2 separate regions of the Homo sapiens genome follow, and region 2 is linked to region 1. The links are chromatin loops, found by intact Hi-C in ENCODE. Cell type or tissue: dorsolateral prefrontal cortex. All regions are shown on one strand.

Evidence for each region. Peaks named below come from ENCODE experiments on the same cell type or tissue, not always from the same donor. Only the 100,000 strongest peaks of a DNase experiment are listed, where the experiment ranks them.
Region 2: it touches region 1 in a loop (8-fold over the local background); 5 of 110 quality-filtered maps call a loop at or near these places.

Annotation. Positions count from the first base shown.
Region 1 is chr12:104,136,879-104,139,378 of GRCh38, reverse strand. It overlaps NFYB (nuclear transcription factor Y subunit beta), which reads left to right and starts at 1,169. Exons shown (of 8, transcript NM_006166.4): 1 at 1,169-1,238. RefSeq lists enhancers at 432-601, 1,425-2,016, 2,017-2,500 and silencers at 986-1,285, 1,336-1,435, 1,536-1,615, 1,676-1,805. In dorsolateral prefrontal cortex, no CTCF peak of the experiment used is centred here; DNase peaks (open chromatin) are centred at 331 and 1,198; H3K4me3 peaks cover 2,317 bases; H3K27ac peaks cover 2,413 bases.
Region 2 is chr12:105,231,405-105,233,904 of GRCh38, reverse strand. All of the region lies in intron 1 of APPL2 (adaptor protein, phosphotyrosine interacting with PH domain and leucine zipper 2), which reads left to right. Among named protein-coding and RNA genes, the nearest start is that of APPL2, 3.5 kb to the left of the region's middle. In dorsolateral prefrontal cortex, no CTCF peak of the experiment used is centred here; no DNase peak of the experiment used is centred here; H3K4me3 peaks cover 2,444 bases; H3K27ac peaks cover 1,910 bases.

The DNA.
Region 1 (2,500 bases):
GAAGCAGACATTTGGCCAAGATCACAAGCCTGTAAGAAGGGGAGTTGGAATTCAAGTCAGGTTGTCTGATGACAGTGGCATTGCTACTTACTCCTCTTGTCACAATTTGGGGCTTTCATTTGTCTTTTCTTCCATACTTGCCGCAGAAATGTTTAAATACTCTGAGAAACAGTAGGAACTCTATAAATAAAAGATCTCTGTATTTTTACATAATCAAAGCTGGAGAGTTTAATGTGGTGCAGGCCACTCGGTTAGTGGAAGCAGAGGGCATGCCATCCCCAGCTCCGGTTGCAGTGAGTGGATCCAGTGTTGGATTACCCACCTCTGGGATGGTCACTGCTAAGCGAAGCTGAACTCAGGACTGCAGTTTGAGAAAGACAGCGAAGGAGCTTGGCTGCACAGAGGCAAGAACGGGCCACGGATTCTTGCAGCCAAAATGTCATCTGGTTGGGAAAAGCCGCTTGTCAATCTGCAGCTACTAGAGGGGTGGGGGTGGGTGGAAAATGCAGCATCTTAAGTTCAAGATTCAGGGTGAAGGCTGGCTAGACTTAGCAGGGGTCTGCATCTTTAGATGAAATGTGAAAAACACCCAAGCTCAGGGACCAAATGACAGGGAGCGCTGTGCATGCGGCGACGCTAACAGGGACCCAAGGAAAGAAAACACGAGGCGCTGAAGGCGCTCCAGGAGGCCCCCGCCGTTCAGACCCTCCCGGTGGCTCGGGCGCGTCGTCCTAGGGGGCGGCTTCTGTCCTTGGTTTCCCCTTCTTAAAAATCCAGGCGCAGGCAGGCTGAGCTCAGGCGGCTGAGGCACCTCCACGTGGCGGGGGAAGGGGTGACAAAGAGAGGGACGCCCGAGAGATCCCGCTTCGCACAGGCCCGGGTCAGCACCGGGAAGGAGGCCCGCCTAGACCCGAACGGCGCGCCCGGGCAGGGCCCTGGAAGACCTCGCGCCTAGAGGAGCGGCATCCGGAGCGGCGCGGAGGCCTCACAGGAACGCGGGACTGGGCCGGGGGCGGGGCGGGGCCGGGGGCGGGGCGGGGCGGGGCGGGGCCGCGGCGGGCGGGCGCGCGGGCGGCGCGGAGGGAGGGTGTCGCGCCGAGGGAAGCGGCCCGCGGCGGAGGGAGGGGAGGCCGAGTCCTGGAAGCGGAGCTCCGCGCTGGGACTGGTTCCTTCGCAGCCATTTTCTGTCCAACCAAACAGCCGATTGGAGACGGGAGCCAACCAGGGCTGCATTGGAGGTTTGTGTCTCGCTTCGGCCAATGATCGCTCCTAAACCGACTCCACTTTAGCTCGAATGAAATGTCCGTCTCCTCCCGGCGCCGTCCCCGCCGCCAACGCCGCCGCGGCCGGGGGCACTAGCCTCCCGCCCTCCCGCGCGGGCCGAGGCCGGGCCCCGCGCCTGCGAGGCCGCTCCCGCAGCGGGCCGGGCCGGGGAGCGGGCGCGGGGCCGCGGCGCGGCTCTTTGTGCGCCGGGCTGAGGAGCGGCGGGACGCGGGCCAGGCCACCTCACCCTCGCCGCCGTTGAGCTCCGGGCCCGGGGCCGAGGAGGGGCCGCGGGGCTGCGTCGGGGCCCCGCTCTCGACGGCGTCCCGGGCCGGCTCCATTTTGTGCGGGGAGCCGGCCGAGGGGCGGGAGACGCGGCCCGGGCCCTGGCCCCGTAGCCCCGGCGGCGGCGCGAGTCCCCGGGGGCGCCCTCCTCCCGCCCGCGGGGCTGTGGCGGGGCCCGGCGCTTTGTCTGCCCGCACATCCCGGGGGCCGCGCGGCGGGTGGGAGGCAGGCGTTGGGCGCGGGGCCGGGGCGGCCGGGCGAGTCAGGGGATGCGCTCTGGGGGCGGCCTCCTGGCACTCGCAGGGCTGACAGGTCGCCGGGACCAGGCCGTGGGGCCGGGGCCACCCAGGCACCTGCGTGGGGAGGAAGGCATGGCTTTAGCTTCCCCGCAGCCTGGTTTGCGCGTAAAGAATGCAGCCATCTGGCGGTTTGCGGTCCCTGTACTTGCCCCGAAGGTGGGAAGGAAGCCCTTCGGATTGGACTAAGGTTTTAATCATTAGTGGTGGGAGGCGGGAGGATATGCAGGGCCTTAAAGAACGGTAGTCTTAGAGAACAAAGAATTACAGAGCACCCACAAATCGTAATCTCGCCCAAAGCACTCTAACAGGATAATTTAAACAAGGTTAGGTAGCCTGCGACCTTTAAAAAAATGGCATCCCACTAACCCGCATGGACCCCATAGTTGCGTGGTTCGTGCTACAAATCACTGGGGTGGTTTCATCTCTCTTAGTATGGAAACTAATCAGCAACATAAAGTGATGAAAGCAAACGGATCAATATCAGTGGCACTAATCAGTGGGGGGTTTATTTGTAAAGTATTGAAAGTTTAACCAAAATTCCTTAAAAGGCAAATTATTCCTTCCCTGCATTGCTCTTGTATCTTAATTTAAGGATTACTGTATATTGATGCAAAACTCTGGTTGTTGATGCCAAAGAATGGAGGGTGGAGGAA
Region 2 (2,500 bases), 1.1 Mb before region 1:
AGCAAATGCCTGTTTCATGGATTTTATGTGCCAGGGACTCTTCTAAATGCTTTACATATATTAACTCACTCAATCCTCCCAATAGTCTTGAAGTACATTCTCTATTTAAATAACTAAGGAGCAGAGAAGTAATTTGCTTAGAATTATACACCATAAAGTGACAGAGCCAGGACTGGAACCCAGGCAACTTGCCTGTACTAGGGATATGGTTCAAGTTAGCCCAGCTATCTAGCACCGGGCTTTTCTGTCATCAGTGACCTAAAATGTTTCACTAAAAGGAAAAGATCCTAATAAACCATCTATTGTGTGTTTCTTCTAGTTTTATGAAGAGTAATTTTGAGAGTTGCTTCAGTAATGTGATTGCACAGGATGAATTAAATGAACACCAAAGCTTTTGTAATTGAACTGAGTGACCCAGGAAGAGCTGAATAGCAGTTAACTGACCTTAGACACATCTATTCATGGACTCCTTTTTAGTTTGCAGTGCTGCACGATGCATTGTAAAACTAGTCTGTGTGCATACACATGCGTTATTTCTGCTTACCTCTCATATGTGGGAAGCTGAACATTTTAGGGATTAAGAAATCTGCCTCCATTGTTGTTTAGAAGCCTCTGCTCCTTGCCTGGCACTACTGGCTGTTGGGAATGTGAAGATAAATAAGAGTGACTACCCTTGACTGGTTCACAGTTTGTTCCAGAGACAGATAATGAGGCAACAGTTCCAGTACAGTGTGAATCCTGCTGCGATAGGAACACAAATGCAGCTTTGAGCTCCTGCAGCTTGTACTTCTTCAGGGGCTTATTCTCTTGTCCTGTAAGTAGTACACTTTTGAGGTAAGGTGAAGACAACAGCACTGTTGCTTGCTCGGTTTGTGTTTTGTTTGTTTCTTTTGCGATTGGCATAACGGAACAAAGAAATAAAAGATGTAGTTCTGAGGTTATGCAGTTGAGTGGCCCGGCTGGGAGCAGCCCTCTCCAACCAAATCAGGCCTTTCTTTCCTCAAACAAGATAATCTCAAAACATAACCTGGTGGTTTTATATGTCTTCACTGTGGAGATGTTTTGTGCTGTTCCTCTTTTTGTTTATAACCTATTTTTCCTTTCAATAGACTTGGTTCTTTTTTTTTTTTTTTTTTTTTTTGAGACAGGGTCTCGCTTTGTTGCCCAGACTGGGGTGCAGTGGCATGAACACGGCTCACTGCAGCCTCAGCCTCCTGGGCTCAAGCGATCCTCCCACCTCAGCCTTCTGAGTAGCTAGGACTACAGGCATGCATCACCACGCATGGCTAATTTTTTAATTTTTGTAGAGACAGAGTCTTGCTGTGTTGCCCAGGGTGGTCTTGAACTCCTGGGCTCAACCAATCTTCCTGTCTTGGCCTCCCAAAGTCTTGGTTCTTTTCACTAGGACATTCTCTTCCTCCACCAAATTATGGAGATAAGAACTTTGTTTATAACCTTAAAATTTTCTCAGTAGTCAGTGGTGTTAACATTGGGCCACTACACAATTACACACACTATTCTTGAGAATGTCTAGGAGTGTTTTATTAGGTAATACCCAGTTTCTTTAAGGTAAAGGAGTGATAGGGAGCTGAGGCTGTGTGCATAGGGTGCTTGGATTTGTTTCTCTGGCCGAGCATACCCTTAAAAGTGTCGGGCAGTAGAAAATGGATGGAATTCCACTCCTGAATCTGCTACTGTTACTTTTGGCAAGTTACTCAATCTCTCTGAGGTTGTGTTTGGAGGTATGTAAAATAAAAATAAAAATAGCTATTTAGTTGAGTTGTTAGGAAGAACAAGTAACATATGTAAAGTGTCTCCATGCTGGCATGCCATAGTAACCCCATAAATGATTGCTGTTGTTATCTTTGTAAGTGAGATATACCAGTGTCTTTCTGACCGTGTCTTTCTGACCGTGGGATTTTGAGCTACTGGTGTGCCTTTGCTTTATTCTTGGTCTCATTCCTTCTTTATGTCTCAGAATATCTCTGTTGTTCCAAACCAAAGTTTGAGCAGACACAGTATAGTAAATGAGGATAGCCAGTGTCCAAGGTAGCTGGTTATATTTTTTCCAGAGGTGATCACTGCCAAGTTAAATTAAAAAGGGAAGACCAGAGTTTCCCTGTCAGTTCTAATGGGCATCACAGTTGCATTTCCACGATATAAGGAAAAAGGACACTTGTGATGTAGTTCTCTGGCAGGTATTGTGGGCGGGAACATGGTAGTAGCATCCAGCTCCAGTCTGCCCCTGTCCTGCCTCCAGTCAGGGCTGTACGCTGTGGACCAAAGATCATGCTCGCTGATGAGAGCCACCCTGCTGGTGACCTCAGTGCTGCCGACCCATTTACATCCCAGCCCTGCCACATTCCTACAGTGGGAGGTTGAACACATTTCTTAACCTTGATGAGCCTCAGTTTCATCATCAGTAAAATGAAGTTAATGGAACCATGGAATCTACCTTGGAGAGTTGCTAGAAGAATTAAATGAAGTCACATATGTTTAG